Regions from separate parts of the Mus musculus genome. Here all the other regions are linked to region 2. Evidence: chromatin loops called from intact Hi-C (ENCODE). Cell type or tissue: heart. All regions are shown on one strand. Region 1 overlaps Kat6b (K(lysine) acetyltransferase 6B). Region 2 overlaps Kat6b (K(lysine) acetyltransferase 6B). Region 3 overlaps Kat6b (K(lysine) acetyltransferase 6B).

Evidence for each region. Peaks named below come from ENCODE experiments on the same cell type or tissue, not always from the same donor. Only the 100,000 strongest peaks of a DNase experiment are listed, where the experiment ranks them.
Region 1: it touches region 2 in a loop (1.8-fold over the local background); 2 of 42 quality-filtered maps call a loop at or near these places.
Region 3: a loop joins it to region 2, with 2.2 times the contacts of the local background. A loop is called at or near these places in 2 of 42 quality-filtered maps.

Annotation. Positions count from the first base shown.
Region 1 is chr14:21,581,558-21,589,557 of GRCm38, forward strand. All of the region lies in intron 2 of Kat6b (K(lysine) acetyltransferase 6B), which reads left to right. Among named protein-coding and RNA genes, the nearest start is that of Kat6b, 86 kb to the left of the region's middle. In heart, a CTCF peak has its summit at 3,077 (motif pointing right); a DNase peak (open chromatin) is centred at 1,714; H3K27ac peaks cover 335 bases.
Region 2 is chr14:21,520,025-21,528,024 of GRCm38, forward strand. All of the region lies in intron 2 of Kat6b (K(lysine) acetyltransferase 6B), which reads left to right. Among named protein-coding and RNA genes, the nearest start is that of Kat6b, 24 kb to the left of the region's middle. In heart, no CTCF peak of the experiment used is centred here; a DNase peak (open chromatin) is centred at 3,417; H3K27ac peaks cover 3,031 bases.
Region 3 is chr14:21,567,756-21,575,755 of GRCm38, forward strand. All of the region lies in intron 2 of Kat6b (K(lysine) acetyltransferase 6B), which reads left to right. Among named protein-coding and RNA genes, the nearest start is that of Kat6b, 72 kb to the left of the region's middle. In heart, no CTCF peak of the experiment used is centred here; no DNase peak of the experiment used is centred here.

The DNA of each region.
Region 1 (8,000 bases), 62 kb after region 2:
CCTACTGTAGGTCAGTAACCTCTTCATTGGAAGAACAGAACATAAGTGTATATAGCTGTGTTGGACTGAGTCTTCCTTGACTCATGATTGCATGGGTTGTCTGAGGGAAGTTTAGAATACAGCTCACGTCTTAAAGCATGTTTCAATGTAAAGATGGCTTTTAGTTTGTAACTAAAACATTGTTTCATATCAGTCCATATTTTTATATTAATTTGTTTCTTATTTTATGTATGTATGTATGTATGTATGTATGTATGTATGTATGTGCATGCCGGACATGGATCTGGACTGACAGTTCTGTGCTTCCCCATATGTGTGCTGGGAAGCAAACTCATGTCATCTGAAGGAGAAGTACCTTAGCCACTCCAGAGCCATCTCCTAGCTCTTAGAAGTTAAAATTGAGAAAGCCTAAGTGGAGGGTGGGACTCCTGCAGAGTGCATACTATGAAGAAGCCTGCCAAGTTTAGGAAATCCCTTCCAGCCCCTCTTTTCCAACCAGTCCAAGCGAACCTCCTTTTAAGAAGGGTGTGTACGTGATTTTCTAGGCAGTTATTTATGAAAGCATTATTTGTAATAATTTACAAACAATTCAACAGATTTGAATTATTTCCCATTTCAGTGTTGATCAAATGATCTCTTATGATGACTTTCAAGCTAGTAAATATTCTGGTTCTATTGTCACTTGCAGGGATTTTAGGGGGACATGGCGGGGGGGGGGGGAGAGGGTATGAGTCTTAGTCTTTACCCAGACATTCTAGGTAGGACTCATAGCAGTCCTGCTTCTCAAATGTTGAGAGTACAGGTATGAGCTCTCATCTGATGTGACTTGCATTGTTAATTTACATGGCTAAAAAAGAGGGGGTGGGAGGGAGGAAGGGAGCGAGAGCGAGCACTCTTAAAGACATGTCCTTGTGTCCTCTGGGGAATCTTTCTAGACCAATAGTGAAGCCCAGGATGCTGTATGTGCTGGGGGTGGACCCGTTCTTTACATAGTTCTGCTTTCACTTCATGTGTGCTAGAAGAGAAATATTACTGTCTTAAGCTTTTGATTTCAACTATAATAGGTTTTGTTTTTTGGGTTTTTTTTTTTTTTTTACTATTTACTATTTTAAAAAGACTTACTTCATTTTATATGTATGAGTATTTTGTCTGTGTGCGTTTTTGTGCACTACATGTGTGAAGTGCCCATGGAGGCCAGAAAAGCCTGTCATTCCCTCGGAACAGGAGTTAAGGATGGTTCTTGTGAGTTACCTACCAGGTGGGTTGTAGGAATCGAACCCAGTCCTCAGGAAGAAGTGCTGAGCCATCCTCCAGTTGAAGCATGGTCTTTTTGGGGGGCTGCGGGGGGGGGGGGTTGGAGACAGGGTCTCTGTCTTCAATGTCAGGCAGTCTCAGACACTGGGGGATTGATCAAAGAGCAGAACACACAAATCTGTGCCCTCATGAAATTCATTTACATTCAAATGAGACGAGACAGATAATAACAAGTAATTATATCATATATCAGCTGGCAATAACTGCGGTGGGAAAAAAGCAGTGGAAGAGAGGTATGGAGTGGCAAGGGCAGGAATGCAGCATTTCTATTTTAAGTAGTTTGATTAAATGACAATTACTCCAACTTGTAAAGGACATGAGTGTGTCATTCTGGATGCTAGGAATAGCACATGCAAGGCCCTGACGTCATGTGCGCTGAGTCTGGACGTAGGACGTAGGAGGCTGGGCATCTGGCTTGGAGTGAGAACAGGGAGGAAGATAGGATCGCAGAGACCCTGGCACAAGCATTGTGGTTTCCAGCCATCATAAGGCCCCTGCTGACTCTGGGTGGGAACCTTCTGAGCAGAGTCTGGTTGAGTCTTACACCCCCTACCCCTGTTCTGGGGATTGAGTGCCTCATTCATCTTAGGGAGAAACACTTAGACATTTTAATAACATGTTTCAGCTGCCATGCTACAAGCTACAAGGTGGCAGCTAGGAAGCAGCCAGGGAGGTATTGCTGCAAATCAGACAGGCGATACAAAGACATAAGGTTTTGGAAGTTGAGATGAGCAGTAATTATACAGACTTGGTGAAAGTGTTAGGAAGCCTAAAGCTTTCAGGGTTGTTGGCTTTGATAACTAGGAGAGTGCAGTTATTTATTGAAATGGACAAAAATTAGTATGTGAGTAAAGAGGGTGGAACACGTGATAGGAAAGATACTGCTTCCTAAAACTGCAACCTTGTTAGTAAGAATAAATTCCACTCAGGCTCCATGTACCCAAGACCTGGTACCTGAATTTACTTTGAATTTTTACTGTAGATATGTTTTTAAATAAAATGGTCATAATATAGCTCATTTGGTTCAGGTTTTTTTGTTTGTCTATTTTGCTTTGTTTTTAACTTCTTTCATGAACCATTGGCTTCGAGATAGCAGTAGAGGCTGGCTGCCAGTTTGACTAGTTGGGTTATAAGTTTATAGTTGGGTTATAAGCAAAGCAAACTTATAAACACCCGTGCGAGTGGTATACCCAGATAAGAGCTGTATTAGGCAAAGATTCAAAGAATGAGATAGCTAAAAGCCATGATATTACAAGACACGTGGCTACTAAAGAGCCTGACCTGGGAGGAGGGGACATTGCCACCCTCGCAAAGAACTGTTTTGGTTGAGTGCTTCTTTCATATTCACTGTTGGGTTTAAAGTATAAACTTTGTCACCAAAGCATGTTGTTGTTTTGTCATCCTCAGGCTATTGTGTAGGCGTGGATATGCTGCTAGGTGAGTGTTTCACCACTGAGCTACCAGTTTAACTTTTTACTTTCAAACAGGGACTACTAAACTTCCCAGACTGGCCTTATTCTGCAGTCTGGCTTCAGCCTCATAAATGTTTGAATTTTAGGCCTTTATCATTAGGCACAGCTCAAAACATTATTCATTTGAAAAAAAAATAGTTTATCTCTTTTCATAGTGAACTACTTAACAAGTATTTTTATTCTTTGAGAATTATTTTATTGTTTCTGTTGTGCTTATATATGGGGGGAGAGTGTGGGAGCATTTGCAAGTGGAGGTTGTAGACACTAATGAAAGTTAGTTCTCTCCTGTAGGGGGCGCTCTGGAGATTAAACGCAGCTTGTCAGGCTTGGGGCCAAGCGCCTTTACCTGATGAACCAGCTTTCTCACCCTGTGTATGGTGTTTTGGACAGAGTCTTAGGTAGCCCTGGCTGGCCTTGGGGATGCTGTATATTCAACAATGACCTTTAACTTCTGAGTCTCTCCGACGTTTTGACGGATGGGCAGTGCAGTGTTGGGGGTGCCTTGTGCATGCTAGGCAAGCCCTCTGCCAAATGAGATGGATCTCAGCTCCTAAAACAGCATTTCTTAAGCTTTTAAGACTTGAAAGTTTGTGGCTTGCTTCCTGATTGTTGACTGGGCATTCTTCTGTTCAACAAAAGGAAAGCTTGGTTTTGTGACTTCTAGCCAAGAAAAGCCCTTTTATCTCCCCATGGGCCAGTTAAAGGCTGCCTGGGGCTCTGTGATGAGCTCAGATGGTGGAACCAGCCAGTTTGCTCTATTGGATTTTTTTCTTTTTTCCAACTTCATTCTAATTGCCCTTTAGAGAATAAACTATTTCTTAACATCTGAAAGCTCAAAGGTCTAATATTGGAATTTATGGAATGGTTGAAGAGATTTCATGGCCAAACTAAAATGAAGGCTTTTTTACTGTAGGAGCAGCTTTCTCCTCCCTCTGCTGTACCCCCCAATCTCTGCCCAGCTTGATTCAAGAAGTCTGGTCTTCTAACCTTTCTTTATAGTAACATTTCCATCCAGAGTCACTAAAGGACACGTGGTGGACAGACCTGGAAATGGAGTCACTTCTGTTTGGGTTTTCCTCACAGATAGAGGTTCTGTTTGGAGGGGTGTTTATTTTAAAAGCAAGCTAGTAAGAGATAGAAACTGTCTACTACAGGCTGATGTGTTAGAAGATATGTGGACAAGATTATTTCCTTTTCCTGTATTTTCTAAGCTTTTTAAAGAAATCAGACTCTTTCTGAGGTCCGAATGTTAACTTTAGGCGTCATTCTGCTGGGCACAGCGCCGTGGAAGGATTAATCAGAGGCTCTGTATCTGGCAGGTAGAGGGGGCAGGAGCCAGAGCAGCAGGCAAACAGGTTCCGTCTGTGTGGCTGTACTCAGAGCTAGTGGAGGGTAAGGGAACCAGGAAGCAAATATAAGCAAATAATCACATTCACACTGTAGACAAGTGGGGGCATTCTGAGTGCATCCTGGGTAGACACAAATAAGGATCTACACTGTTTGTATTAATGTGTATGTTAGAATAGTCAATGAATAATTGTTGAATTGAGCTTTGAAACCAGGTAGGCATTAGGTTTAGACTAGTAAAAACCAACTATTGTACTTACATTGCCTACAGCAGAAAATGCAAGATGCTTATTTTAATTATCCTATCCTGTCAGTGTAGGGAGCAGACCTGCAGCCTTACACGTGCCAGGAAAGCAATCTTTCCTCTACCTCTCAAGTGCCGGAATTACTGGCATGTGTAAACACGCCTGTTGGACTGACTGGCTCTTAAAGATTTATTTCTTTTCATTTTATGTGTATCACTGTTCTTTCTGCATATGTGTGTGTGTGTGCATATATGTGCATGCAGTGTCCATGGAGTCCAGAAGAGCTGCTCAGACTCCCTGGAACTAGGGTTTCAGATTGTTATTATCCACCATGTTGGTAATGGGAACTGAACCCAAGTCCTCTCCAAGAGCAACAAATGCTTTTAACTGCTGAGCTATCTCTCCAGCCCATGGCTGATTTTAATAACTTACCTAAACTCTTTCTTAGTTCTGTTTCACTATTCATATGCTTTCTGAGTAATGTGTGTCCACCTTTTAAGACCCGCCCAGTGTGCCATTGTATTATTACTATTCTCAGTGGGGCACAGAACAGGCTACATACATAGAGCTTGTGGAATGGGACACTCTTTCTTCACGGAATGAATCATTGTTTAGCTTCTTGCTCAGTAGACACCAGGGGCATTCCTAGGAGCCAGTGACTTTTAGTCAAGTTAGTTCTGTGTCCAGTTTCTTTATTTTGCAATACTTATCTCAGGATCAGCTAAGGTAAGACTGAAGTATATTCATTCAGTGCAAGGCAGCAGTGTCGTGACAGGCAGCTCTATGCTACTGTTGTGAATACCTTCCCCCAAATGGAAGTTCTCTGGTAATTAACTTGTTGACCCAAGAACAGGTGCTTGACAAACTTACTCTCCCACTCCATAGTAAAGGCTGCCAATAAATTAGGACTCTTAGCTGTCAACTGGTGGAGGACCAGCTCAAGCAGATCCCTGTGGAGTAAACTGGCCTTTCTGTGTGGCTGTAGGAAACCTCTCCCGGGAAGAGCAATTCAGACAACCCAGCTAGGGAATGCCACAACTCAGCTGGAGGCCTCTCTATAAAACCCACCCCTCACAGACCGGGAAAATCAGAAATTTCTAAGGAAAAGAGAGGAGTTGGGGAGAAGGAGGAGTGGGGGGTGGTGGAGAAGATAGGAGAAAACCTCAAATAATTTATAAAATCTTTTCTGACTATGTCTCAGCAAGTAGCAAACCAGCAGTGGGTGAGCTGTTGATGGGGGCAGGGAGAGAAGCCTCAGGCTGTTGGCCAAGCACTTTACCTTTGTATAGTTTCTTTCTTATGTTGATTTGGTGTGTGTGTGTGTGTGTGTGTGTGTGTGTGTGTGTGTGTGTGTGTGTGTGTTTGCCGGCCCTGAGTGTAAAGTCTAGAATAGAACTTGGGGTAGTGTGTTTTTTCCTTCTACCATATGGGTCCCAGGAATCAACCTGCAGTCACCAGGTGTGGCAGTCAAGTGCATCTTGCTGCCCAGGGTTATTTTAGATGGTAATGGAAGGCTTTGGTCGGTTGATCTCCAAATATGTGTTCTTCCCTGTAGTTTAGGCTGTCCTAAAACATAACATGGAGCCCAGGGCAACCTTGCTGTAGCCTCCCAAATATTGGAATTACAGGTATGGTGTGGTGGGTCACACCTGGCTCTGATTGTTTGTTTATTTGTTGTTGTTGTCCCTAAAAATTATTTTTACAGCTGTTTTGTTTTGTTTTGTTTTGTTGTTTTTAGAGATAGTATCTCTATGTATCCCTGGCTGTCCCTGGAGCTCACTAGATCACTAGCTGTAGACCAGGCTGGTCTGGAACTCACATATATCCTACTGTCTCTGTCTTCCAACTTGCAGAATTAAAGGTATGTGCTACCTGCCCAGTTCTGCACCTTAAAATTCTTTGCTCACTTAAATCATTTGCTGTATGTCTGTAACTTTTTGAGAAAAGGGATTTTGTTTTACACGGCTGGTAAAACATTAAAAGTTTTATAACTGTTTCCTGCAAAATTAAGATATCAAGCCAGTAAATATTTATGACATGTGCATTCTTCAGCCTTTAGACAATAGTAAAATAACCCCGGATTAATGTCTGTGGGATGACTTTGATAAGTACAAGATGGTGAGTGAGCTTGTAGCCAGGAACTTTTGTTTTCCTGAGTTGAGTATTTCTCACTGCTGTAAGAGGTAGAACTTAGAGCTGAGTCTCTCTTGTCTGGAGTTGTTTAGTGGATCATTAGTCACATAAAGATTTGCAGAGCTTTCTGGGCTCTAGCCTAGGAAATGTTGCAGATACTCAGAGGGAGTGGCTTGGGCCTCAGCACTTATATCTTTCATGCCAGTATGCCTCGATTTACCAGAGATTATTTTCCTATTCAGAGTAAGAAAGTAGTCATTTATCTTGAATGAAATTAGTTTCTTCTACTTATGCTGGGGCTTTAGTTTTCTAACCAAAATATCTGATCTACTTTATGTATCTGCAAAGAACATATTTATATATCTGGTCTGCCTGTGTTCTGGCGTGTGTGTGTGTGTGTGTGTGTGTGTGTGTGTGTGTGTGTGTGTATGTGCGTATGTGTGTATGGTTTATATATCTGGTCTGCCTGTTATCTGGCTAATGTTTCCAGGCACACACTGTTTTGAAAACATTCTGTTTCCACATTAGCTTGCATATGCTTTTCTATACAGTGAAATGTTATGATAAACATTTTCAGTTAATATAAAGTACTTACAAATACATGAGTGGCAGTATTATTGACTGAATGCTGCCGGGGTATATATGATCATGTGTAGGATACATTCTAACATGGTCCTGATGCTGCCAGGGTATGTATCATAATGTATAGGATACACTCTTAACAGGGTCTCAGTTGGTGCCACTGTCTGATTACCTGTGATGTGGTCATGTCAAAACAAAACCAGGGGACTCTCAGTGGAGGAAATTGTTTGCAATTGTGATTAATAACCTGCGGTGCAGACTGACATGGTCCATGCTTTCATCCCTGCCTTAGGTAGGCAGGTGAATCTGAGCCAGCTTGGTCCCAACATGGATTATGCCCAATTTTGTAGGAGGTTCTGAGACTGACAGAGTAGAACTTGGGACCTCGTGCATGCTAGGCAAGCACTCTAGCAGTTGACCAGAGCCTGCGTAACTTGCCAACTTTTCACAAAATATTGTGTTAAAAAATGCAAGAAATATGATATGGGGATTATATTGTCTTAAGTTCTTTATATGTGTCTGATCTCTCTGTATCATTTGTGAATTCTGCAAAGCATGGGTCACATGTTCTTACTCTTTGACTCTTTTGTACCATAGCAGATAGAAAAGCCACTCTTTTTCTTATTATGCATGTTTTTGAGTAGTTACCAAAAGCTATGCATATCTTAAATTAAGTATATGTATAGTGTGTAGGGTTGTATTAAGCGCATGGTTTGTGGGGGGGACACACATACACACACTTTTCTCATTCCGGTGATTGTTAACTCACATTTTATAGATATAGAAGCAAAAAGTTAAAGTACTCAGATGCTTGAATCCCGCCAGTGAGTCTGGTTCCAGATTTTGTGCCTTTTCATTCCTTCACCAGGCTGTGTGTGGGTCAGTGATCTTCTAGAGTCTTTCAATA
Region 2 (8,000 bases):
AGTGCTGGCATTAAAGGTGTGCACCACCATCCCTGGCTTTCTTTTTAAATGTTGGATGTCTTCCTCTATTGCTCTCCACTGTAATTTTTGAGATAGGATTTGTCACTGGCTATATGGGCTGCCAAGTAATATACCCACCTTCTCAGAGATAGGATTCCAGACGGGCACCCACTGTAGCCAGCCTTGTTTTCTTGAGTGCTGGGGATCTGAACTCAGATTCTCGTGCTTGTGAGGTGAGTACTATACCCACTGCACCATCGCTCCATCCCCGATTTCATTTAAAAAAAAAAAAATATTGGGACAAGGTTTCACTTAGTTTCCCAGGCTGGCTTTGAATTTTGGTCCTTTTACCTTAGCCTCAATAGAGCTGGAATTTCAGGTATGTCTGCGTGCTTGGCAGAATTTAGGATGTGAATGGAGACTGTTCCAGGATGGTGCAGTCTTAACTATAGTTTGATAAAATAGTCTTTTAAAGAAGCTGTTATTGTGATTACCTTTGAGAAGTTGAATGTCATTGTAAAAGAGAAAATAAAAATAGCAGCTAATGTATTGTAAGCGTAAATGCTGGTGTCTTCCAAGTAGTTCGCACTTAGCTCCTGACTCATAGTTACTGGAAGAGAGGTAGATCGGTGCCCTACTTTTTGCAGATGGAAAAACTGCAGAGCAAAGCGGACGCTTTTTGTTCAAGGTCAGTAGAACTGGTGAACAGTCAGGCTGAGAGTCCACCCAGATAGTCCTGAGTCCAGGGCTCATTTGTTCTGGGCGGTATCTTAGTCAGCCCCGGGGCTATTCATGAATGGTGGAGGTCTCTCTTGCAGTTCTTCAGTAGGTCAGAAACAGTTTTCCTCCAGCAAATAGACTGCCAGCATTTGAAATCTGGTAGTTGGGATGGGCTTCTTACTTTTTTTTTTTTTCCCCAAGCAAGTGCGGTTTATAATATCATCAAACTGGAAATGCAGCAGGGAAGTCTGTGCCTCATTAGATTTAACAGCATCCTCACTCCTGTGCAGGAGGGGCACAGTGGAAGCTAACATAGGAGGCCTCGGCTTCCTGGCATGTACGTCAGCTCTTCTGAGACTCTGGAATTCTAATCAGGGATCACTATTCTCCCTTCTTAGCATGAAAGTCTTGATATTTATTTAAGAAACCTTTCTCTGCTGAGATGATAGGAAAATGAATTAAACCACTGAAGATAAAACTTTATCTTTGACTGGGCACGGGAACTCCTAAAGGATAGTATTAATGTTTCTCATTAAAAGTGGTAAAGCTCAATTAGGTCAGATTATGAGGACTTTGGAAAGTCAAATATTCTGAGAGACTTCAGTTATCACACTTTGTAGCAGTAAGATTCCATTTGCACATCTGGGCTTTAGCATTTTTATAAAGTCAGTTTAGTTCAATTTTAAGCAGATTCCTTAGTATTTCACTTTGTTGAGAGTATCATCCTAAAATTTATTGAAGGTCAAATCTTTGTGTATTTCCAGTGCACTGTAAAGTAGGGGAACTCCAGATATATTATGTAGCCCAGGCTGGCCTAATTCTTCTGCCTCAGCCTCCCAAGTGCTAAGATCATGTGACACTGTCATGCCCCCCCCCCCCCCCCCCCCGAAATGTGTTTGGGCACTGTGGGCAGGGCGGTGTGACCTTGTGAAGGATTCCTGTGCAGAGAGACAGTCCCACCGGGCATGGTGGCCACGCCTTTAATCCCAGCACTGGGAAGGCAGAGGCAGGTGGATTTCTGAATTTGAGGCCAGCCTGGTCTACAGAGTGAGTTCCAGGACAGCCAGGGCTACACAGAGAAAACTTGTCTCAAAAAAAGAAAGAAAGAAAGAAAGAAAGAAAGAAAGAAAGAAAGAAAGAAAGAAAGAAAGAGAAAAGAAAAGAGACACAGTCCCATCCTATGTCAGATTCAGTCACCAGACCACAGATTTTACATTTTACATTGTTTTTGCTGCTTTCTTTTCTCTAACCCCTTATCCCTCATCTTGCCTCTGGGAATTTTTTAGTTGGTACTTTGTGAAGGGTCTCAATTAGAGTCCCAGTCAGTGTCTTTTTATGTTGACTTCAGTTCATGTGCTTTGTATCAAAGACTCGTTGTTCTCAAAGAATATTTAGCTATATGTATCCAACTGGAAGTTGAATATACAGCCTTAAATATTATGAAATATGCTTTTCAAAATTCTCTGAATTTTGGCATTGACATGGATAAAAAGTCGGTTTTAGAATGGTGAAACCTATTACAGTGTAAAAGATCAGGTGGATCAATGCTCACAGTTCCAAGGTCAGGGAAGCAAGCTTGTGGATCCTGTTGTTCCTGTAATTAAGCTCGAGAAGTTCTTTAGAAGGGTGCAGTGCGCCAGGGCAGCCTTTGCCGTTGGGCAGTACCGGTCCAGTCACCGCGGAGCTCTTGGACTTCTCCAGCTAGGCAGCCAGGTCAAGCGGAAGATGAAGTGAGTGACTGGGTCTTTCTATTGCACTTGAAGCATGGCAGCTTGTTCTACTTTTGAACTGTTATCAAGATAGAACTTGTCTAGGCTTCTTGAAGTAGCTTCTGGAGAGCAACAGCGTCGTGTCGGAAGGTTTGATTGTAGAGGGCGTGGTGGACATTCCTGTAACTCTTTAGATCTTAGGTGTGCTTGATGTTTTTGATGCCTTTCCCACAACACTAATCCTGTCCTGAGGAGCACCAACTTTGAGGAATTGATACTTGTACTCTCTGTACCTACATGACTTTATAACTGCGCGCGTGTGTGTTGCTGGGAATAGAATAGAAGACCTTATGCTCATTAGGCAAAAACTCCTACGGAGCCTTGTTCCTACGCTGTGATACTTTTAGTACCAAGAAAGTCAGTATTTTTAGCTTTGAGGTTATTTTAACAGTTATGTGTTGTTTGCTGATTTATTCTGATTTTATCTTGAATGGCAAAGATTTTATTTTTATTTTTTTCCTCCAGACTTCAGCAGATGATACACTTTAAATGTTCTCAAAATGGAAGTCTGAGTTGTTGTGTTTTTTTTTTAAATCTATTTTATCTTTGTATGTTATCACTAACACATGGGAGATATAATTGTTTTTATCATTGAGATGACAATTTTGCTTGTAAAAATCCATGATTTTGTTGTGTTTCTATGCTTCATTTTTTAAGTCTTGAACATTAAACTAGAGTAGATTTGGTAAAATTGTTTTCCAGTCACACCAAGATTTAAAATAGGAATCTGAAATCTTCTCGGGCCTTTCATCTCTCCTATCCATTAATATTTCACATAAACAGCAATTAGCTTACCAGATAAGAGTTAGCAAATGAGCCAGCCATGTAATCTGCTGATGGCACTCTGTCTGCAAGACCGGGAGGAAAGTGCGTGCGTGTTTGCATGTGGGTGCTCTTGCTGCTTCCAGGCAGTGGCAGGAAGTTGGTCCATGTGCCTCAGAGGAAGGGGTGGCCTTGCCGTGCACTGATGCTTCTGCGTGGGTAGGAAACACTTTGCTGCGAAGTTGCCAGGACTGGGAAACTGCCTATTGTTGTTGATCTTTATAAAAGTAAACATCGTAATTAGTAGGCTGTGATGTAGTGCACAGCGTACATTGTATTTTGTTTATGAAAGGTTATGTTTTTGAGAGTGTGGAATGAGACAGAAAGAAGTATTAGATGAAACAACGTTGGATTAAACCGAAGCTGGTCTCTACAGAGGTCAGGGCAAACCCTGATCAGTGCTCCGAGGGGATCCAGGAGGGAACTGTGTTAATTTGACAAGTGGGTTTAAAATTCTTGAGCTGCTATTCTTCAGAAACCATCTTTGTTCAAACATCCCTTTCCTAATTTGCTCCACTTTTGATCTTTGATAAACCAGCTGCAGTATTGTTTCATTAACAGACTTGACTGGTTAACAGATGTTTGCTTTGGCTTGATTGTGTCCTCCCTATTAAGAACAGCATAGGCACTCATAGAAACCATGCTGGGCCTTTTCCTGTCTAGCTAGACTGGCAGTTCAAAAGAGCAACCTAATTTCATTTACAAGTTCAGTTTTTATTCCTTGGTGCTATTCTGGAAGGCATGTGACATTTAGCTGGTGTTCTCCCTCCTCGGGGAGGCCTGCTGTTAGTCCTCCTTGCTGCTGCTCCTCTGCTCTGCAGCCCTTCACTTGGGGTTAAGCATTCTTAGCATTCAGGAAAGGAGGGATTGCGGAAGGGCTGATTGAGACATCATGGATTCTTCCACAATTCAAGGGAAGGAGTGGGAACAGTCTGGAGAATGTAGAGAATCTCTCCCACCTTCTTTGATGTCAGACAGCTGCCATATGGAGTGCAGGGAGAAGGAGGAGAGCCTGGGTCCAGGCTGCCTGTGATCTTCCCAGTACTAGGGCTGGGAGCCAAAGGCGGTGTGGTTTCTGTAGTAGCTCCTGATGCCACCAGTCCTGTTTTTTGTCCAGTTTCCTGCCGTGCTTGTGACTCTCTCTCCAGGCATAAATAGAAAGGATGAAGCTCAAAATAAGAATGTAAAGATTATATGGAACAAGAGAAATGGCAGAAGAGAAGAAGGCACAAACTAATCCCTGTAATAAGGTCGTCAAAGATGACTCTGTCCTCATGGTTGACCTGTTTTTCTGGAATTTTAGTCATGTGTTTCTCTCTTATAACAAAATCAGATTTTAGCTATTGAGCTTGAATTGTGAGTAAACCCGCAGCAAATAGTATGTGCTTGTGGAAGTGTGGAGGCCAGCTGAAGAACACCAGCTGTTCATTGCACCCTGGGCAGTATGTAAGGGACCTGGGAAGAAAGGTGGGTAGTGGAGGGATCCAGGGCACGCCTTCTTCCTTACCTTTGTAATTTAAAAAGTTGTACTGTCTGAATGATACATGCCACATTCTTTCAACAACTGTTAGTACTATACCTTTTCTTTCTCTTCTAGAAAGAAAGAGAAAATGAATAAATGAATGTGTATATGTATAATTTTTGAGCTTAGTTTGGTAGCTCAAACCCTTAATTTCTGGTACTTGGGAGGCAGAGGAGGGTGGATCTGCCTTCAAGGCCAGCCTGATTTACAGACATGAGTTCAGGACTGCAGAGTTTTATAGAGAAAGACTCTGTTTTAAGACAAAACAATAACAAAGAAGTCAAACAGAAGATAAGTTTGGATGAATTATTGGAATATAAATGGCAGACATCATTATGTTACATTCTTAAATATTTAGCGAGGAATGAAAACGACCTCCTGGGCTGGAGAGATGGCTCAGTGGTTAAGAGCACCGACTGCTCTTCCAGAGGTCCTGAGTTCAAATCCCAGCAACCACATGGTGGCTCACAACCATCTGTAACAAGATCTGACTCCCTCTTCTGGAGTGTCTGAAGACAGCTACAGTGTACTTATATATATTAAATAAATAAATCTTTAAAAAAAAAAGAAAAAGAAAACGACCTCCTGTATAGATCAGCACCATCACTCACGTAAACACTTCAAAAGTGAAGCCAGAGGGTTTACCAAGAGTTGTATTTTCTCAAACGAGTCTTAATGTTATTTATAACTTGATTTAGGACTCAGCAAAGTTCACAAGTGGCATTTGGTCATAATGACTCTTAGCAGAGAACAACCTTTTTGCTATTTCTGGAGACATTGCCAGTTTTGAAGAGTTGTCCTGTAGGATATCTGGAGCTGATACTTTCCCTGGAGATTTGGACACAGGGCTTCCTGAATGCTATACAAGCCTTACACCACAGAGGTACATTTTCAGCTTCCAGATCTTCCTTTGTAGACGAAGCCCTTCTCCCCTTTGTGACTAGTAAGTGCTCAGTGCAGGCTTGAGGCCATGTGACTAACCTTTGGTTCAGTGTGTTTGAATTTTCCATTGCTGCTTTGTTCACATCCACTTAGCATTTAAAGCCTTGCAGTCATTCTTTGGTTCTGTGGTTAGGAAGTCTAACACAGTTCTTACCACGGTAGAGGATGACAGCAGCATGACTTTCTAGCTGAGCCTCGTTTCCTCGCTTCTGTTCCCAGCTCCTAGGCTGTTTGCTTGGTTTGCCCTTGGTTCCTGTCCTGTCTTTAATACCAGCAATGCGGCATCTCTGATCATTCCTCTATAGGTGCCTGGCTTCAAAGGATGCATAGATTACTTTTGGTGTAGATGGTCAATATTAGTTAACTTTTCAAACCAGCCTCCTTACCTGGGAGTGGCGGGGCATAACTATAATCCCAGCTGTCAGGAGGCCAAAGCCTGATTTATTCAAATTCAGGGCCAGCTTGGGCTCTATACTTGAGACCCTGTCTCAAAAAGCAAAGCAAAACAATGAAGAGATAAAACCTACTCCTTTAAAAATTAAAAACCAAAACAAAGTACGTAAGTCCTTTTTCCTATTTGCCAGGTTACTACATGGACAAAGATGAAACAGGCCCTGGGCCTTAAGTAAGGATGCTGGGGGGGTTGGGGGGGGAGTGGCCATCGTGTGTTGCCTTGGTGCACAGTGCTTTACCCAACTCAGATTTTATAATAAGTCAGTGTATGCTTATGGGAGAATGGGTCATTCTGTGGATGTGATGCTGGCCACAGGTTAGAGTCTGCTTGTCTGAGTTCTAGGACCTGATTATTTCTAAGGGTGGGGAGCAGGGCCTGCCTTTTGTCTCTGCTTGACGGTGTCCCTTTACTAACAAATGAATTTACCAGGATAGTTTAGAAAGTTTGTGGGGCTGGAGTAGGGTTTGAGACAGTGTCTTACTCTGCAAATTTAGGCTGGCCAGGAACCTGTAGCAGCCTAGGCTGGCCTCGAACTCACACTCTTTCCTATCTTAGCTTTTGGCATCCGGAGAGTACACTTGTGCTAGATCCTGCTTCTGGGTTTTTACCTCTGGTTCTGGAAACTCAGGTCCTCATGTTTAGATTTTTTTTTTTTTTTTTTTTTTGAGATAGGTTGTATTCATGTTAAAGGCATGACTTAGATTGTGATTTACAATATTTTCTGAGGGCTGGAGAAATGGCTCAGCGGGTTAAGAGCACTGACTGCTCTTTCAGAGATCCTGAGTTCAATTCCCAGCAAGCACATGGTGGCTCACAACCACCTGTAATGGAATCTAAAGGCTTCTTCTGGTGTGTCTGAAGACAGCTACAGTGTACCCATATACATAAAATAAATCTTTAAAAAATATTTTTTGAGAAACACGTTTAAAGTTGTAGAGAAAGATTTTTTTTAAGCTAAATGCCCACAGAGTACATTAAAAAAAAAAACAGATCACAGTCCAGTGACGTGTCTCAGTATGTGAAGGCACTTGCCTCCGAGCCTCATGACTGGAGTTCAATCCCGGGAGCTCACAGGGTAGGAAGGGGCTGATTGCTGCCTGCTGTCCTCTCACCTCCACACACGCCCCAGTGTGACCCTCACATTCCACAGTAAACACTTACATATAAAAAATGAATTTTAGAAACAAAAGATTTTAATTATTGTGCACGTGTAAGTGTGGCATGCACATAAATCGAAGAATAGCTTGGTTCTCTGCATGGTGAAATCCAGGGATCAAACTCAGGTTTTCACATGAGCAGTCTCAGAGTCCCAGAGCTTCATTTTTGAGGTAGTGTCTCACTGTTGGCTCTGACTGGCCTGGAACTCCCTGTGTAGACCAGGTATGTTCATCAGGCTGGCCTGGAACTCCCAGAGATCCACCTGCCACTGTCTTCAGAGTGCTGGGATCAAAGGTGTGTGTGTCACCGGTCCTGTTCGGTGCTTCAGAGACTCAGCAATCTTGGAAGCATTTTATGTCTGCTTCAACCTCAAGCCTCAGTTAAGGACCCTGGACAGTTGGAAGAGAAATCACACAGGTGTCTTTTGATGATGTTGTTGTTTTGAGAAAAATTCAGAGAAGCAAGCAGCAATCACAGGCTGGCCTTGGGGAGGGGGCTATAGATTCCTTCCCCTTCACAGTGAGGCTGCATCTCCCCGGGTGTTGCCCTTAACTGAAGTGCTTTGGAAATACCGAATGTTGCCAGTTGGTGAAGAATAACAACTATTTAGTTA
Region 3 (8,000 bases), 48 kb after region 2:
ATAAGCTAGCACTGCAGTCTCATTGGAAGTTCAAGGTCCAAGCTCATTGACAATTGGCACAATTCTCTGGCGTATTACTAAAGAACTGTGGGTCTTTGCTCCTAGGGGGCCTCTTATGAGGTCATTTCGCCTCCTCAAGAACTGTAACTTTCAAGAACTTATAACCTTTATGAGTTGTAATAAAGGCATCAGTTTCTAACCACCTTCCCCTTAAAATATTTTTTGAAATTACATTTCATTATTTTGTATGTGACAATTCATAGTTCAGGGAACAGCTTGTCAACATTCTTTCACCCTCTCTTTAAAGACAGAGTCTTCCGATGTAGCTAAGGCTGGCCTAGTACTCACGGAGATCCACCTGCCCTTGTCGCCTTCCACCACACCTGCCCAGGTTCTCTCTCCGTCTTCCGTGTGGATTCCTGAGGTCTCAGGTCATCAGGTTTGTTGGCAGGATACCTTTACTGCCCCAGCCACAGCCTTCTGACTTCAAAAGCCTGACCCTGCTCTTGCTGGAGGGGACAGGGGTTGACCAAGGTCTCCCTGCCACGGACAAGACTCCTGGCTTCCGGGCTTCCTCTGGGAATCCCTTGCTTACTGCCTGCCTACCTCGCTGTCTGATTCTTGCGTTTCGCCAGTGTATCTGCCAGGATGTCCAGTTTTGGAAAGCTCAGGCCTAGACAAGTTTCACATGTGGAAGGGAACAGAGCTGTGCACCTCTGCACCTGTCCTCCTCCTCCATGGCATGTTTGCTTCAGATGGTAACTCTGCGAAGTTAATTTTATTGTGCTAATCTCTTCTCTTTTCAGAGGTAGGCAGAGACTTTATTCTAGTCCCCAAGTGCCTCATAGCCAAGCTTTCTGTTGAGACTTTTGTAGTCTGAGAATTGTATATTATTAGAGGAATTCAGTCCTCACCAGAGTTTGAAGGTTCTGACTTAAAATTCTACTTCCTACATGGAGACACTGGGGAGAGGAAATAAGATTTACACAGTTGTAAAATATTAGCAAATGAAGGAATGTATTCTTTCTCAGCTACATTCTGCATTTTCTCAGTATGGTGGCTTCCAGTAAAAAGCATAGCTAGCCTAAAATTAAAGCAATTAAGAAAAATAAATGTTCCATCGTGGGAATTTTGACGGTACATGAAGACAAAGATGTCCTTGCCCATTAAAATGAACACCCAGGACTCCAAACTGTTTTCCCGAGCTGCGTTTTCACAGTTCCTGTCTACGGTGAGAGATGATCGCCTCAGGCCACAGTGACTGTCTGTGTGACAGAGTTAACCTGCCTGCGCTCTAGGGAAACTGTCAAGAAATAGGCCTTAAATTAGTAATGTAAAAGAATGTTCTCAGAGCTGTAGTCAGTCAGGTGCTGATTGACTGATGGAGAAGGGAAGAAAGTAGGCTAATGGAAGATGACATCCCAGCTCAGCATCCCAGGGCCTCTCCTGCCTTCTGCTTACTTTCCTTGAGAGGGTGTTACTTGCGGGGTAAACATACAGACTTGGGAATCAGGTACCCAGAATAGACCCCCATTTCCTCGTTCAACTTAATCTCCCCAAGCTTCTGCTTTTGGTTGTAGTGAGGGTTAAAAGTGTTTAATATGGCAGCTAAGCATTAGTGGTGGGCCACGGACCCTATCTCATGTTCCAGCCGTCAGCCTCAGTAGCAGGAGTCATAATTGTTTAGAACTGCAGGTGTAGGGTAATAAGAAAAAGCAGACACTTCATTGTCACTATTTTAAAATCCTCTCCGGCCGGTCCTTGCTGTATCACATCGCGCCATCACATCGCATTGCTGGCACCCTGGGTGGATCATTCCTCCCCACTCATTGAAATGCCACAGTCCCACACCTCAGCTCTTTTTACACACACCCTCCTGTTGCCCTGCGCACATAGGAGCCAAGGGGGTTTTCTTTATAGAGAGAACAAAGCCACATTGATGTTTTCTAACAGTGTTGAGGGAGAGGACCATGGTGAAAGCTGAGTTTTAATAAAACTAACGAGACATTTTTTTTAATGTGGGTTATAATCCATTACCTTGTCTAAGAAGTAAAAAAGAAGAAGTGACAATATATGTATATGTTTTTGAGGGGGTCTGGGTATGGTATTTCAGACATGTTCACAATGCCTTCCCATTTAGTCTAAGCCAAATGGTAGTTCTGGTTGGTACCGCCTCAGTGGAGAGCGGAGAAGACAGGCAGCAAGGTAGGAAGAAGGAAGAGAGGAGAAATTGAGAGTCAGGAAAGTGAGCGCCCTGCCTTCCTGCCACCCCTCGATTATCATTCAGTCTCCTTCCACCTTCCTCTATCCCTTAACTCTCCTGTGAACAATCCCAGATGAGCCAAGCTCAGTGGCCATGGTGCTTCCGTCTTCAGAGCCCCCTATTCCTCACTCACTGCTGCCCTAAACTGCCTACCCATGGTCACCCGTGCAGCCTGTCAGTGGTGCAGTAAGTGCTTCCATCCTGCAGCACATGGGACTGAACAGTTGCTTGCAGAGCTCCCGATTCCTGCTTGCAGATGTTTGTTGGCTTTGGCTATGGCCAAGGCACATCTGGGTTCTACAGAGGGTGGGCTGGAGATATTTCTTTGCCATCCAGAATTTGTCTGGCCCTGTCCTCTTTCAGAACAGACCCCATTCACATCTACCCTGTCTTTTCTATTGTGACAGACAAAACCAACCCACCTCACCAGTACGTGCTTTGATTCAGTGGACAAGAGCTTATAGAACATTCTGGAAAGGGACCGTCTTTGGAGGGGCGAGGCATTTGCACATCTCTGCCTCCCACTGTGACTGCCCTGCTTGGCACAGGGCATCCTTGCCTTGATTCTGAACCTTGTTTCTTCTGGCGCTTTCCAGTGCAGCCGCAGAGTCATCTGCTTCAGGACGGCTTTCCAAATATAAAATATGCTCCCTTAGTCACTCATTTGCACTTTGTAAACTTATTGATATTTGACTATTTTTGACCATAAAAATGGCAGCTTCATGCAGACAGACCTCATATATCTTTCCTGATCCTCTCCTTTTCTAGCCTAAATACTCTTGTGGTTTATCTGAGGTTTTTTTTATCCTATACATAAGTATATAAGTACTGTGAATCATCCCCAACTCCAAAGCAAGACAGGGTTTCTCTGTGTAGACAGGGTTTCTCTGTGTAGCCCTGGCTGTGATGGAAGTCATTATGTAGATCAGGCTGGCCCAGAACTCAAAGATCCACCTGCCTCTGCCTACCCAGTGCTGGGATTAAAGGTGTGCACCACAATTGCCAGGCTCTAAAAGTTGCTTAATCACAACATATATGTCTTTATGTGAAGAGTCTGAAAGGAGAGTAATGGAGACAGGATATCTGAGAAACAGAGGCAGGAGGTGGCACCCTGGCCTTATTAGCAGCTTTCATCTCAAAGGGAAGAAGAGATAGATTTTTCTGGAACAATTTTGAGTGACATAGCCTGGGAACAGGAGTTAGGTACCCCAGATTCTATATTTCAACATGGAAGCAGTTTCACGGAGTTCCATAGTTCTACAGAACAAAGAAGGCATAAATCAAAACAAGTTTAGAATAAACTGGTGGGTACATCAGAGAAGCAGTTATACAGGATGGGGGGCTAAGAGGCTATCTGATGGCATTCTTAGTTTATGTGTTGGTGGAATCTTGTCGTTTGTTAAGTTAATAGATTCTAAAAGGCCTTTATATATTAATCACAAGATGTTAGTTCAGACGCAGGGGTGAACAAGGTATGGCTGCCTGTTTTTTAATTTTTTTTTTAAAGCTGATTTTCTTTTCTTTCTTTTTTTTTTTAAAGATTTATTTATTATTATATGTAAGTACATTGTAGCTGTCTTCAGACACAGCAGAAGAGGGCATCAGATCCCATTACAGATGGTTGTGAGCCACCATGTTGTTGCTGGGATTTGAACTTGTGACCTTCAGAAGAGCAGTCAGTGCTCTTAACCACTGAGCCATCTCTCCAGCCCTGGCTGCCTGTTCTGAAGACCTAGCCTAAGATAAAGTAATAGTCTCTGAACCACTCCACAGTCCTGCAGTTCTTATCAGTCAGTCTTTGTAGACACGAGTTCTCGTCCACACTCCTCAGTCACACAGAACTGCTCCCGACCCAGCTTCTCACGCACAGTGAGAGGACAGTGGGAGGACTCAGATTTGGGTAGCTCTGTGGGAACTTGGATAGTCTTCCTGGTTGGTGCTCCCTACCTATCTCCTCTGCCCCAATCTGTGCAGGGCTTTCCCTTCACTCCTCCTTCTGTCTGGGTATTGGCCTTCTGGATTAGAATCCGGTGACATGGTGACTAATGCTTTCTACAGCAAGCCTTCCTTTCCTGCCCTAGGCATCTTGTGAATAAATAGCACACTCTGATTTTGAACCTTTGTCTCAGAGGACATTTCGTAGAGTTGTAGTGTTTCTAGGGCCTTCAGTGCCCAGCTTCTGAGCTCTCCTTTTTTAGCTCCTAGAGCTCTCGAAGGGCTCTCTCCAAGCATTTGCAGTCTCTTCCATTGCATTGAGGCCAAGCATGCACTGGATAGGATGTGGCACAGGAAGGATCTTGCTGTCATTGCTGTTACTAGTCTGCTCTGATAGGCCGCACCCAGCTATCTTTAAACTAAGTTATTTGTTTCTGTAATTATAGCATGAAAAGAGGTAGGCAATCAGTCAATCAGTCAGTCAATTAACCCTGTCTGTCCATCATCTGTCAGACCATCTGTCTGTCCCTGCCATCGGTCATCATTGGTGTTTTGACACAGGTTCTCCCTGTGTAGGCCTGGCTGACCTTTAACCTGTGGTCATGTTAAGTGCCTGCTGAATGCTGAGATATCAAGTGTATGGCACGACATGAGGACTTTGTTACCTCTGCCCCCTCCAGCCTGTCCATGCAGATGATTTTATCAGAAGAAATGAGCTTAATTTGGGGGGGCTTAGTAACAGCATTCTGGTTTTTGAAGTTCTCTTACCACCTCTGTGTACTCAAGTAATAGGAGCTATTTAAAGTTCTGCTGAAACAAGCATAGTATTTTTTTAATATTAATTTTTAAGATTTTTTTTTGCTTTACTTTTTTTTTTCTTCCTTTTTTTAACCCACTGAGCCATCTTGCTAGTTCTTTGCCTCCTTTTGTTTTAATAGAGGGTCTTACCTATATTCCCTCCCTGGCCTCTCTTCCCTTCTCACTGGCCTCCCTTGAGTCTGCTCGGGATTGGGAGGAGGTCTAGGCTTGCAAACTTGAGCAGCCACAGAACTAGGACCACTGCCCCTGTGACGTCGTGGGGCGCACACGCAGGAGCTGTGTGCTCTCATGCTCCCTCCTTGATCCCGAGCTGGACATGTTTGTCTCATCTAGGGCACTGGTGCCATTTCAAGATCCCTCTCATTGACTCATGAGGATGTCACATGGGATTTTCCTCCTAAAATCTGTGTGTGTGTGTGTGTTTATGGCTCCTATGCTGGGGAATCAAACCCCAGGTTTCATATGTGTAAGGTAGCCATGCCACCACTGAGCTGACACCTCTAACAAACATTATTGCTTGTTGTGTATTAAGACAGGGTCTTACTCTGTAGCCCAAGTAGACCTAGAACTTTGGCCCATCCTATCTCAGCCACCTGAGTACTGCGCATATAGGCATGCACCACCATGCCCAACTTTTAAATTAACCAACTTACTAATTTATCATTTCTTGTGACTGTGGACATCAAACCCAGGGCTTTGGTGGGCTTCATCTATCATTGAATCATATCGCCAACACAGTTCTAAGTCTACAAGGGCTCCTGCTCTTATCACAATGTTGTTTTTCCAGCTCCTTGCTAGCAGGCATGATGCTGGAAAGTTCTCCTACACCTTCACTGCCTCTCCTCTCATCATAATTTTGAATTATTACTTGAAAATGTTGTAAGGTTTCAATTCATGTCTCCATTTCTGCTTACTTCTTTTAAAGTAATGTTTTGAAATATTTTTCTAGAATGACTGGGCATTGCTCATAGTTCAGATCAGAGAGAGTGCAGTGACTGTGGCTGAATTATAAAGCAGAGTCTATGGTTTAGTGCTATTTCTTTAGTTTGTGTCGAAAGAGTTCTTTATTATGTGAGTATTTTGTTTCTTGTTTCCCCTTTTCCGTTAACATCACTTGGAACAGTGGAGAATGCAGTCAGTAATAGAGGCACCACATCTGTTTTGAGATGGTACGTGGACTGGTGTTCTTTACTGACACTTTCCTCCATTTCTTTTTCTTTTTTAATTTTGGTTTTTCGAGACAGGGTTTCTCTGTATAGCCCTGGCTGTCCTGGAACTCACTCTGTAGACCAGGCTGGCCTCGAACTCAGAAATCCACCTGCCTCTGCCTCCCGAGTGCTGGGATTAAAGGCGTGCGCCACCATGCCCGGCTGTCCATTTCTTATTCTGTGGAACTATTTCATTACAAGCTCAGCTAATGGCCCATGTAGATTTTGTCTTATATTCACTGCCCCTGTGATGGAGCGAACTGATGGCACTGGCCTGGTAAGCATTCTCTGACCCAGTTCGCCCAGCAGCAGCCCCAGGGAAGCCAGGAGCTTAGAAAATTTGTTGATATCTGAAAGTAGAGTGTCCTTGCTGCTATAGATTAGATTGTGCAGTCACTTGTGGATAAAAAGTGAATCTAACATTAAGTGAGAGCTATGAAAATCCTATAGACAAATAAGTGTCAAGTATTGAATTTGGGAATTAAAAAGTGGGAGAGGTTTAATATATAGCCAGATATTCAATATAGCTAATGTGTAGTTAGGTAGTTGTATATGTCTTTCCTTAGAGATATTTGGAGTTACAAATTTTCCTGGTAAACTTTGGAATGAGTTAAAAATCTATTCTGTGTTAATTGTTTTTTTATAAGCATGGAGTTAAGCTTGGCTCTTGTGGTAGAAGCACCTTGATTTGACTCTCCAGCAACAAGTGTTGCTGCTTTCTGTGAAGAGAGTGCACACGACTTGGAGAAAGCTTGTAAGTTTGAGGCCCATGTCTGAGGGTGTTTTGTGTTGAGTAATGAAATGCTATTACATAGAAGCTTGTAAAGAAAAGTTAGCTAGCTCACAGCTTGGATCACACAGTGATTTGTTTAGTCTCTGGTAAGAGCCTCTCTCTAATAGTGGATGATATCACAACCGGAGCTTGTGCAAGAGGGAGCTGCCACACGTGAGGAGGAGCGCCAGAGAGAAACTAGGGTATGGTAGACCAACACAAGTCTATTCCAAAGCCAGCACCTCCAGGATGACCTACCTCCTAAAGCCTGTGACTTTGTAACATCGCTAAGCTGGGGGTGGGGGTGGGCAATCTTATAACACAGGAGCTTGAGGGACATTCTTTAAAACCACATCCAAATTACACTGGGCCTCTAGAAATAGGAAGCAAGCTGACGTACAAGAAACTAGTGCTAGATAGCTCTCTGCAGAGTGTCGCATCAACTGTGTAGCCCATTTGTAACACAGCACTGTACTTGTCTGTGCTTAAGCCTAGAACCATGGTTATTTGTCCACACAGCGTGATAGTGTTTTATTGCTGTTTCAAAATGAAGTTAGTTAATCCTGAAATTAAAAGTCCTATGACATAAGCAGATGCTATTCTAATGGAATGAAAAATAAAGATTAACCTTATTTATTATATAAATGAATTGTTTTTAAATTGAAAAATTATGTGGGTAGTTTTCAACATAATTTTTCAATATGAGATGCTTAGAACTAATTTAAGTTTAGTTAGCTCAGTATTTATCACGTTAGATTATTTATTGTAGGGGTTAAAAGCAATTTATTTCTCTTGGAAAATTTTAGGGACTTATGGATTGGAGACTTAAGCCAAAATTGGTGACTTTCTGAAGCAGTTGAAGAATTTAGGGGCTTTTGTATTAATGAGCATCTTCACTTCCTCTTAATTCACAGTTTTGAAACTGTGTAGTTGGGATGTGGTTCTAGAATACCTGCTATACAGATGGGGTTTTGTTTTGGCACACTCTGCTTTGTTTCTCTGT